Linked DNA regions of Homo sapiens: all the other regions are linked to region 1. A link is a contact called in ENCODE Hi-C or POLR2A ChIA-PET data. All regions are on one chromosome and are shown on one strand. Each heading gives the region's core, a stretch centred on a gene start or an enhancer-like site at or near the end of the contact. The rest is flanking DNA. Distances are from core to core; before and after follow the strand shown. Region 1 holds the start of CBX4 (chromobox 4). Region 2 holds the start of SGSH (N-sulfoglucosamine sulfohydrolase). Region 3 holds the start of GAA (alpha glucosidase).

The links. Hi-C counts contacts between places; a loop is a spot of excess contacts on that map. ChIA-PET counts read pairs that join two places held with the same protein, here RNA polymerase II (POLR2A). Pooled maps may share reads with other maps.
Region 2: a map with no recorded cell type shows a loop between it and region 1 (8-fold over the local background). The contact joins the promoter of SGSH here to the promoter of CBX4 in region 1. A Hi-C loop is called at or near these places in 1 of 37 single-sample maps with no recorded cell type and 4 of 50 pooled maps. POLR2A ChIA-PET finds 5 or more read pairs at or near these places in 2 of 52 experiments (A549 and HCT116).
Region 3: a loop to region 1 is called in a map of ascending aorta, with 4 times the contacts of the local background. The contact joins the promoter of GAA here to the promoter of CBX4 in region 1. A Hi-C loop is called at or near these places in 2 of 168 maps with a recorded cell type or tissue (ascending aorta and sigmoid colon) and 13 of 50 pooled maps. POLR2A ChIA-PET finds 5 or more read pairs at or near these places in 3 of 52 experiments (CD4-positive, alpha-beta T cell, CD4-positive, alpha-beta memory T cell and OCI-LY7).

The regions. Positions count from the first base shown.
Region 1 is chr17:79,837,768-79,841,579 of GRCh38, reverse strand. CBX4 (chromobox 4) reads left to right here and starts at 2,140. Exons shown (of 5, transcript NM_003655.3): 1 at 2,140-2,397; 2 at 2,526-2,569; 3 at 3,678-3,743. The coding sequence starts at 2,329. RefSeq lists enhancers at 1-658, 2,303-3,124, 3,125-3,812 and a silencer at 1,544-2,253.
Region 2 is chr17:80,218,265-80,222,076 of GRCh38, reverse strand. It overlaps SGSH (N-sulfoglucosamine sulfohydrolase), which reads left to right and starts at 1,744. Exons shown (of 8, transcript NM_000199.5): 1 at 1,744-1,851. The coding sequence starts at 1,764. It overlaps SLC26A11 (solute carrier family 26 member 11), which reads right to left and starts at 1,650. Exons shown (of 18, transcript NM_001166347.2): 1 at 1,581-1,650; 2 at 962-1,161; 3 at 283-529. The coding sequence starts at 516. RefSeq lists silencers at 1,423-1,492, 1,513-1,782 and an enhancer at 2,583-2,702.
Region 3 is chr17:80,099,698-80,102,830 of GRCh38, reverse strand. GAA (alpha glucosidase) reads right to left here and starts at 1,250. Exons shown (of 20, transcript NM_000152.5): 1 at 941-1,250. CCDC40 (coiled-coil domain 40 molecular ruler complex subunit) reads right to left here. Exons shown (of 20, transcript NM_017950.4): 20 at 2,218-3,133. The coding sequence ends at 3,056. RefSeq lists an enhancer at 644-753 and a silencer at 1,084-1,703.

The DNA.
Region 1 (3,812 bases), core at 891-3,390:
AGCCCCTTCCCGGACAAGGGGACTGGCCGGGACAAAGTTGCTGCAGACCTCCCGATGGTCCGACGGCGCAGACGGCCTGTGCGGCGTGGACGGATGACTGCCACCTACAGCGCTTCCCGCGCCAGCCTCGCGACCCCTCTCCCTCCGCGGTGGAGCTGCCCCGCGCGACAGTTCTTCGCCCTGGGCAAAAATGCCAGGAAAAAGCCAAACACGGCAGGAGAAAAATATTTTCCTGTACACCCACCCAGCTTCTGGTGGCCCCTGAGAGCCGGCCCCCACCCCCCGCAACTAGTCAGGGAAACCAGGCAGGCGTCGTCCCACCTTGCTTGCCCCCCCGCCGCACCCCAACACTCAGGGAATCCTAGGTTTGCGCCTCAAGCTCGTTAGAGATCAGTCGCAAACCCAACACCTCTGCTGTCACCAGAAGACAACCGTCACCCCTACACCCCTGGGGAGGGGCCACGTGGGTCTCGGTGGGTAGCAGCCGCCGGGCAGCAGCAGCCTCCGTGGCGCAAGAGCTGCAAGGTGGTAATGAAATGGAGTCCACGTGTGCGTTCAACACCAGACCGTCTTCGAGCTTCTCCGGGATTCCTGGGCGAACACGAGCCCCGCGCAGGCTCCTCCCTCCCCTGCTCGCCCGAGCCCCCGTGCGGTCCCCAACAGACAGCCGGGTCGCGTGTCAGGGCGGTGGTGGAGACCCGGATGGCTCTTTGCCCGCCCCCATCCCTCGCTCCACTCTCGCTCTGCTTTTGCTCTTTTTCTTTCTCCGTGGACGCTCAGCCAAGGGATTGCGCAAGCCTCCTGCTCGCGGTCCTTCAAGAGCCCGGAGCCGGGGCCCAGACACACCCCAGGCCAGGCGCGCCCCTGCCCCTGCCCCTCGGGCCGCGCTGTCCGCTCCCGGGTCCCCCCACCCCGACCCCACGGAGCTCGCGGGCCCTCGGCGGCGCCCTCGGCAGGCCGCATAGGGCGCAGCAGCTCCACCAGCCGGACGCAGGAGCCGCGCGCCAGAACGCGCCGTCTCGCCGCCGGAGGTGCCAAACTTCACACTCGCTGCTGCTCAGGCCGCGTCAGTCCGGAGGGCCTTGGCTTGGTCGCCTGTCGGGAACAAGGGTCCGCGGACACAAGGCGAATGCGTGGCTCCTCGGCCATTCCGTTCATCTCCCCTTTGCGCTGCCCGTTCGTCCCCCGCTCAGCCTCAAGCTCTTCCCGGCCCTCCCAGCTCCCTGTTTCTAGGCCACTCCCGGGACCCCACGAAGTCCCCTCAGGCCCCCAGGCGGACCCTGGCCTCCCGCGCCCGCTCTCTCTGCCTCCTACGCCTCTCGCCTAGCTTGGCTCTGGAGGCTGCTAGAAACAGGACATCTCGCCCCGTCAATAAGAGGACCAAGTGTAAATTCGGAGCCATTGAGGATCGGGGTGGGATCGGATTTGGAGCCCTTTCTGCCGAGGTTCTTGGGCGCCAGGGCCCCGGGATTGGCTGCTCCTCGGTCCCCTTCCTCGTGCGTTCTTCAATCTCTCCTTGGCACCCAGTCCTCGGCCTTCTCTCCGCCCTGTCCCTTTCCCTCCTCGCGCTCCAAAATGCCCGGAGCCTGGAGGCGAGGCGGGGCCCGCAGTGGGGCGCGAGCTGCCCCTGCCCCATTCCGCCCCCTGCCGGCGGGGCCCGCGCGTCCCGGGGCGCTGGTGACGCAATTCGGTGCAACTGGGAGCGGCGGCGGATGCTTCCGTGGCCCCCAGCAGGGGTCCCGGGGCCGTGAACACTGAGAACGTGCCGCGAGGGGGAGGCCCGGGCACCGGGATGTGGGCGAGGGGTCGCCGCCGAGACCCTTCCGGGCTGTCAAGCTCTCCGCCCGCCTCCGCCCCGGCGGACACACCTCTCCTTCCCGGTCCCGCTCCCTCTCTGCAGCCTCCCTCTCCCAGGCTCGCCGATCCCTCCCCCTGCACCTCCCCGGCGCCCTCCCCTCCGCGTCCCCCACCCGCGCCCTTTCCTCCTCCCCCCGCCGCCCAGGCCCGGGGCCTCCGGTAGGCCCGGCTGCGCCAATCCGCGCCGCGGCCCGCCCCCTGACGCCGAGCTGGGCCCGGCGAGGCCCCGCCCGCTGACGTCCGGGATTTGCATGAGTTCTTGTGCAGCCGCGGCCCGGGCTCAGTTGTCTGAGCGAGCGCGAGCCGGGAGCCGGGGCGGGCGCGGGCAGCGGCGGGCCGGCCGGGCTGTGCGGGGCGAGCGGCGGCGGCGGCGGGGGCGCTTCGGCCGGGGCGGCAGCTGGGCGCCGGCGGGAGCTAGCAGCGTCTGCAGCCGCGCCGGCCGCCAGCGCCCCGGCGCGCTCCGGCTCGGCCATGGAGCTGCCAGCTGTTGGCGAGCACGTCTTCGCGGTGGAGAGCATCGAGAAGAAGCGGATCCGCAAGGTAGGGCGGCGCGGGGGCGGCGAGCGGCGGCCGGAGCGGCCCGCGAGGAGGCGGGGAGGGGGTGGGGAGGCTGCGGGCCGGGCCGGGGATCCCGCGGAAGCTGATGGAGTGCTGTCTCTTCCCCCCAGGGCAGAGTGGAGTATCTGGTGAAATGGAGAGGCTGGTCGCCCAAGTAAGTCGCGGCGGAGGGCGGGGGCCCGGGGGCCGAGGCGCGGGGCTCGGGGCCGCGGACCCGCCGAGCTGCTGGGGGGGTGGGGGGAGCGGACGGGAGGCGGGGTGGAGGTGGGGTGGAGGGAGGAGGGGGTGGGGAAGTCGGTGGCAGGCACTGGGGAAGCCGAGCCGCCGAGCCCGAGCCCGGCGCCCTGTGTTGTGCTCCGCTCTCCGGGAAATGCCATCACTAATTTATGCACTAAAAGGAGCCGGAGGAGCTGGAGAGACGCGGGGCCGAGCCGGGGAGGCCGGCGGAGGGAGGGAGGGCGCAGGCACTGACTGATGTGCAGCAGAAAATGGCTCCTTTCCCCTTTCCCTCCACCGAACGGCTCCATATTGCAAAACCAAAAAAAAAAAATTAAAAAGCGACGAAAATGCAATTGTGTGCCTTCTCCCTCCTAGTGGTGCAGGGAGGGGAAGAAGAAAGGCAGAAAATGTTGGGAACTGTCACTGCGGCGCTTTTGGTGGAGAATTTTTTTTCTTTAATTTGAAATGCGAAGGCACCGGATGGAGATAGACGCGCAGGCACACGCACACTCACACACACACACGGAGGCATATTTTTGTGTTGCTGAGTATTTGGGGTTTGCTCGCCCGTGACAGCGGGCTCCTGGGCCACGAGGGGGTGTGGGGGGGACGCTTGGCTGTTGGCTATCGGATTAGGGGTCAAATGGAGAACGGCTGAAGCCCTCGCGGGGACTCGGGGCTGGGGAGAGGAGGGGGACTGCGACTTTGCATTTCGGCTGCTTTGCACGCAGGGTTCCTGGTGAGCAAAGTGGCTTTGGAACATGTCGCAGTAACATGCTTAAAATTCTTGACAACTGCAAAATAAACTGCTAGTTTCATTTTCCTTACCCCTCCCCTTTCTTCCTGCCCTTGCGTGTTTATTTGAGGGGGGGGCTGTGTATCAGGGACTACGTCAGGCCTGCGGAAATCTACCTTCCACATCCACGGCTAAATGTTCATAAAGACAGAGTAGGGCCTTATGTCACTCCCCACCTGGAGGCCGCGGCAAAGGTGGCTTTTTTTTTTTTTTTTACACCGTGTCCCCCTCCCTTTTCCCTTGCAAGATATAACACGTGGGAACCGGAGGAGAACATCCTGGACCCCAGGCTGCTGATCGCCTTCCAGAACAGGTGAGCGTCCCCCACGCAGCCACCGCCTGCCACCCGTGACCGTATATGGGAATGGCAAAGTGGGCGACG
Region 2 (3,812 bases), core at 495-2,994, 380 kb before region 1:
TGGAGACGGGGTTTCACCATTTTGGTCGGGCTGGTCTTGAACTCCTGAGGCCTCCATGAGTCATCTCGCTGGCCCCTCCATAACCAGCTCAGTGTCTGTGTGTGCCAAACAGGCATAGGAGCCTGGGTCGGCCCAGAGACAATCTGCGTCACACACTGTAAACCAAAGGTTCCTTGGGGCCCAGGGGCTGGAAACCTGGAATCGCTGATGGTGTCTGGGATTGATACTGTGTATTCTGCACTGTTTCTGAGATATGGCTGGCAGCAGGGTCAGACGCCTCACCTGGGGCGGGAGTCCAGCCACTTCAGCATAGGCCAGCGCCTGGGGAATGGCAGTGAGGCCAACTGAGAGGCCGGCGACGAAATCCATCTTCAGCCACTGCAGGGAGTAGCTGGGCAGCCACGCCAGGATGGGCAGCCTCCTCTGCAGGGCCGCAGGGGAGCAGCAGCAGGCGCTCGGGGCCATCCCGGGGCCAGAGGACCTGGCCTGACCCAGCGCCGTCACCGAAGAAGGCATCTCTACGGTGGGGCTGGGGGGTGCAGGTGACACAGACCAGCAGTCAGAGCGTGGCCTTTGAAGAACCCGGCAACACTGGTCAGGGTCGGCGGGTGTCAGGAGAGGTCACTATGGGTCTCCCCTCCCCAGGGGGGCGAACGGCTCTAAGAGGAAGCCAACAATGTGTGCAAGATGGGGACTGGGCCAAGACTGGAAGGCCCACCCCGTCCCTCATCACCCTCTCTCCCTGAATCCCCCCCGTGCAAATCCTGGGTGCCTTCTGTCCCTCCATCCTCAACTCTCCCAGATAAGAAACTGATAAGCGATTCCTCATTGAGAAGTCTGAAGACTAATTAGGCTCAACACTTCTGGCCCCTGGAGAACCGACTTCCTTTGCCTTTTTTTCCGTCTCCCCAGGGAATTTAACGGGGAGCAGCGCAGAGAGAAGCTGGGCCCGCGGGCGCACCGTAGGCTGGCGGGGGGTGCGGGTGGCAGCCAGGAGATCCAGCGGGGCTCCGAGGTTTTCCAACTGCGCACCAAGGCGGGCTCCACCCGCTACGGTGGACTGCGGCGCTCGAGGGAGAGTGGGGGGGTCCTCCGCTCCTGAGGCCACGCCTCGCTCAGCCCCCACCTGTGGCTTTCACAGCCCTGGAGTTCTAGTTGCTTCTGGGAGGACATCAGAGGCGCCCGGTTAATTCAGGTGCGCAGCATCTTCCAGGGCCCCGGCGCCCGCGCGCAGAGCCGCCACCCTCACCCCCAGCCCCCCACGCCCCCGGCCGCTCCGCTCCGGGCAAAATCCACTCCCCGGCCCCCGGCCCCGCCCACAAGGCCGCTGGCTCCGGATCCTGGGGTCTCCGGAGGAGACCCTGCGCCACCTGACCGTCCGCGGTCCCTTGGCCCCGAGCAAGGCCGAGGGCCGCGGGGACCCGGGTAGGGACGCGGCGGGGGAGTGGTCCCCACGGGAGGCCCCCGCACTTCAGGACTCCGCGCTGGCCCCCGCGTCGGCTGCCCCCGGCGACCCCGGCCACTGTCCGCTCCCCCTGCCCCTGGTCCCCGCTCGCCGCCCTCGCGGGCCACGGACTCACCCACTCGGCGATGCAGCTTGGGGTCTCCTGGCGTCGCCGCAGCTGGGTCCGCAGGAATCGCCGGGGACAGGCCGGGGCGGGGTCTGGCGCGCACGTGACCGGGGTCGGGGCAGGGGGCGGGGCCGAGCGGGAGACCAGAGAGCCGGAGCCGGATCCCGATCCCGAGTCCGAGCCGCCGCCGCCATGAGCTGCCCCGTGCCCGCCTGCTGCGCGCTGCTGCTAGTCCTGGGGCTCTGCCGGGCGCGTCCCCGGAACGCACTGCTGCTCCTCGGTGAGTGCCGGCGCCGCCCCCCCACGCCCACCTGCGGTGGCCCGGGGAAGTGGCCACTGGCCTCCTCCCCACCCGTGGTCAATGCTGACCCTAGTGTGCCCTGCCCTTGTATCCCCCGCTGCCATTCCCTCTCGTCCTCCTCTCTGTGCCGCCCCCAGACTCTTCACGGGTGTCTCCCCAGAGAGGGCAGCAAAGGCTGGAGGAGTGAGCCCCAGCATCCAGCACCCCTACACTTACCTCGTGCCGCCTGTCCCACCCTCCTCTGACCCTGCCCAGCCAGGGCTCAGGGGTCCACGGATCTCAAATCCCTCTTGGGAGGGGATCCCAGAGGAGGGGCTGGTGCTCCGGTCCCCAGAGACTGCAGACAGGGTGCCCTCCTGGCTCTCATTTCCGACCCCAGAGCCTGTGTCTCAGCTGTCTTTTCCCTTATCCCAAGGGCACAGCCCTCCACCACCCACCCACCACCGTCTCCCCCAACCCCAGTCCCTCTCAGAAACCCCAGGTTCCTCCAGAGCAAGCACCGTGCTGCTCACAAGACTTCCGGTTTAGGTAATCAAGGCTCTGGCTCATGACAAGTGACAAGGCCAAACCCAAGGCCTGCGATTCTTTCCCCTTCTGAGGTCTGGCGCCCTGCCAGTTGCCCTCTTTCTGATTAATTTTGTGGTCTCTGGGCGGGGGTTCGGCTCACTGTAACATAAACAGCTCTCCTGCCAACTCCTCGCCTCCCAGAAACACAGCAGAGAATCTGCATGGACCCTCACCTGCGGATCAGAATTCCTACAGGAGGCTGTCAGAGTCCAGGCTATGCGGCCCCTGGGCTAGGGCCTTTCTTAGCACGGACTGCCATGGATCGGCTTAAACAGAAATGTATTTCTCACAGTTCTGTGGGCTGAAAATCCAAGGTCAGGGTGCCAGCTTGGTTGGGTTCCAGTGAGGGTCCACTTTCGGCTTACAGGTGGTCACCCTCTCACTGTTTCCTCACATGACAAGCGGATGGGGGTGGTCTCACTTCCTTTTCCTTTCTTTTTCCTTTCTTTCCTTTTTTTTTTTTTTTTTTTTTTTTTGTGAGACAGGGTCTCACTCTGTCACCCAGGCTGGAGCACAGTAGCACAATCACAGCTCACTGCAGCCTCAATCTCCCAGGCTCAAGCGATCCTCCTGCCTCAGCCTCCCAAGTAGCTGGGACCTCAAGTGCACATCACCATGCCTGGCTAATTTTTGTATTTTTTGTAGAGACAAGGTCTCACTGTGTTGCCCAGACTGGTCTCGAACTCCTGGGCTCAAGCAATCTTCCTGCCTTGGCCTCCCGGGTGCTGGGCTTACGGGCATGAAACACTGCACCCGGCCCTCTCTTTCTTTTCCTTTAAGTCCACAGTCCTGTCAGATCAGGATCTCATCCTTATGATTCATTTACCCTTAATTAAGGACCCTGTCTCCAGATACAGTGATGTTGACGTTAGGGCTTCAGCATATGAATTCTGGGAGGACACAGTTCAGACCATAGCAGGCCCACAGCCAAGTGCCGAGACACTCTGGGTTTGGAGAAGGGCAGCTTTCTTCCTGGCCTGCGGGTACGGAGCACAGCCCATCCCGCTCTCCCTCCAGGTTTACGTGGCTGCCATGTGCTCACACCTGTGGGTACTGTGGGGTGGAGGATGGAAGCCCAACTGGAAGGTGCCCAGCCTCCTCTGTCCATCCATGGACCACATTGCCTCTGAGGGAGCTGGGGAAAGTGTTGGTCTGGGGGTTCCCACCAGCCTCTCCTGTGGTGCCCCCAGTGTCCTCTACTCCAGAGCAGGGGGAAGAAGCTTGGTGTGGTTGTAGGAGTTCAGCGGCCTGTCCCTGTTTCCTGCTGCCCAGTGTGTGGCCCTGGGCACTGCACCTCACCTTTCTGGGCCTCAGCTGCTTTGTGTAGGATGAAAGGGTTGAAATAGACAACCTGCAAGGTCACTAGGCCTTTG
Region 3 (3,133 bases), core at 1-2,500, 260 kb before region 1:
AAATCCCAGGTTGTCACTTGTACTTTCGATCAACTAGTTATAAATTCAGAGGTTCCCAGGACTCCCTCTTCAGGGTCACAGAACTCAGGAAAGTGCGTTTCTTACAGTTGCTGGTTTATTACAAAGGATAAAACTCAGACAGCCGTATGGAAGAGATGCGTAGGGCCTGGTGTGAGGTGGGGGCAGTGATGCTGTGCTCTCTGCTCGCACCACCCTCCAGTGCCTTGGTGTGTTCCACAACCCGGCGGGAAGCCCTCTGATCCCTGTGGTTTCTTACGGGGTTCCATTGTGCAGGCATGGTTGACTAAGCCACTGGTGATTCACTCAATCTCCAGCCCCTCACCCCTTTTCCATCCCAACCCGTCATCAGGCCTTGGTCTTTCTGGCCATCTGCTTCCATCCTGAAGCCACCTGGTGTCCCCGGTCATCAGTCACCTCATGAGCAAAAGGCTCTCTCATCACTCGGTTTCCAAGGGTTTCGGGTGCTATGTGCCAGCAACCAGGGACAAAGACCAGAGACAGTCACCCCTGGCCTGGCCTAAGGGGGTCTTTGTGATTGAGACATTCAGATTTCAGAGCTGGCCCAGGGGCCCCCTCTCAGGCCACGGTGCTCCTCACCCCAGGGATTCAGACCCAGCCATGTGCGTCCTGCAGGAGCAGGAGAGGTGGCTCGGGTCCCGGCCAGGACTGAGCACTGCGTCGATCAAAAGGGGAAAGGAAACCCTAGAAACGGGAAGATGCAGCCTCCAGCCCCAAGCCCAGCACAGGAGGGCGGCTCCCCGTTCATCTCTAAGCTGAACTCAGATAAAGACCGGGAGGACTAGAGGTCTGGGGCTCAAGCTCCGCTCAGGGGAAGAGGCTGGGGGCACGGCTAGGCACGTTCAAACCCGCTTCTGGGATGTTACCGCCGGCAGCGCGGGGCAGACGTCAGGTGTCTCACCCGCTCCGTGCCTCAGTTTCCCCGTCAGCTGCGGCACGCGCAGAGCCTCCCTCGCTGAACAACGGGCGGACGAGGAGAACCTAGAGGTGGCCGGGGTCCTTCGCGTCACCGAGGTCACTGTCCTACCTGCTGCCTCATCCCCGACCTCCACCCGCGGCCCCGGCGACAACCTCAGCTTTCCCAACTGAGAGGCCGCGCGGGCAGCCGACCGCCCCACCGACCCGGCCCGCGCTCAGGGAAGCCCCGCAGCCCCGGCCCGGCTCACCTCCGCGCACGCGCGCCCTGGCCGCCCGCGGAGACTCCGGGGTCGTGCCCGGGGGCGCGCAGAGGCGGGTCACGTGACCGGCGGGAGCTCGTCGCGGGGCGGGGCCGCGGTGGGTCACGTGACGCGGCCTCCCGCGCAGGCGCCCGAGGCAAGGGTGCGCGTCCGCGCTACGCCCCCCAGTGGCGGCTCCGGCAGAGCGGGCCTGGGCGCGTCCTCGCTCTCGGAGGGGGCCTGGGGAGCGCGTCTGGCTGCGCGTCCGGCGTCCCGCGGGGAGAGGCCCACGCGTGCTGCCCGCTGCCGGTTCCTCTGGGGTCAGAGACGGGGCGAGGCCCCCGCTGGCGCAGTCCCGGCCCGGTCCCCGTGGGGTCGGAGATGGGGCGTGGCCCCCGCTGCCCCGGCCTGGGTCCCCGCAGCTCGTAGGGCTTTGTAAGGGGCTGGCCCAGCCGCGCCTTGCGCCCAGGGATTCCTCCTGCCAACGCGTCCCGAGGGCATCATCGGAAAGGCGGCCAAAGGCGCTCAGCGCCAAGTTAGAAACAGCCAACATTTGGAAAGTCCTTAAGTGTGCTCCATAACTCACAGTTATTCCAGAAAGGAATAATCAAAACATTGTGATAACCCATAAAACTGACAATTGAGAAAACATTAAACTGACACAGGGGGAATTTTTTCATAAAATGAGAAAATGCTTACATTAAGAGGAGCACATTTTTACATGTGAGATACAAAAAACACACAGTATAACCTTAACTTGCCTAATAAAATGTATGTGCAGAAAAATACAAAAGGAGCCACACCAAAACACAGAGGTGTTGTTCCTGGGTAGGGGCATAGGGGCATTAAAAGCCCCCTTTCCAGCTTGCAGCGAGCCGAGACCGCGCCACTGCACTCCAGCCTGGGCGACAGAGCGAGACTCCGTCTCAAAAAAAAAAAAACAAAAGCCTCCCTTCCACCTCTGTTGTGGTTTCTGTATTTCTACAATGTTTTAAAATAAGTAAGGCTGACTCAGAAAGGCTTACTAGATATTCAGAAAAAAGATTTTATTCTTCTGCTGAAATGTTTGAAAGTGAAATTATTTTGTAGAGCATTTTCCCTTTAAACTGCAAAGAAGCCCCAAGGTCATTGGTACTTGGAAGTCCAGGGAGAAAGAGCGCTGGGTTAATGATGGAGAAAAGATAGGTGGGCAGACTGGGGCGTAGTCCCTTGGTGTGGACGCCCCAGCGTGCTCTTATTTCAGTGCTCACCCTGTTACGTGTGTCTGGGGCCACTGACTTTCTCCTGCAAGCTGTGGATCTGAATTTAACTCAAATGGGGACATGGGGGCAGGAAAAGGGACCTGAGAGTTCTAAGGGGTGGGGATGGGAAAACTGGTAAAGAAGGTGGTTTGTGGGTTTTCAGATGCACCTAGTAGAGGGAAGTGCTGGGGGGACCAGCCTCCCGGGCCAGGCTGGCTGGAGCTGCCTTAACTTTCCCACCTCTGCTCAGCCCACCAGCTTGTGGACCTGTGGCAGCGTTGTGTTGTGAGAGGCACGTGCAGATTTGGGAGTGCTGCAAACCAAAGTGTTACCTGGACGAGTAAGCCCAGTGTGGGAGTGTGGGTGTGTGGGTCTGCAGTCACAGGCTCTGTCTTTGCGATGGGATGCCATGGGAAACGCTAGGATTTTACCTGGTTTATTAAATTGCTGAGTGGCTAAAAAGATTCCTATGGGTGGGGCTGGCTTATTTCTCTTAAACGATGCCCTTCTGAGGGTACATGTGGTTTTTAGGAACACAAAAGATTCCAAGTCCCTCATGACAAACACAATTCCGGATCTCTTCCTGGAGGCCTTGCAAGGCGGAGTCCAGGCTGCTCCCTAGGAGGGCCCTGGTGACTCGAGCTTGTTGGCGATCATCTGGCTGACCTTGTGCAGGGCCTCCTGGAACTGGGGGTA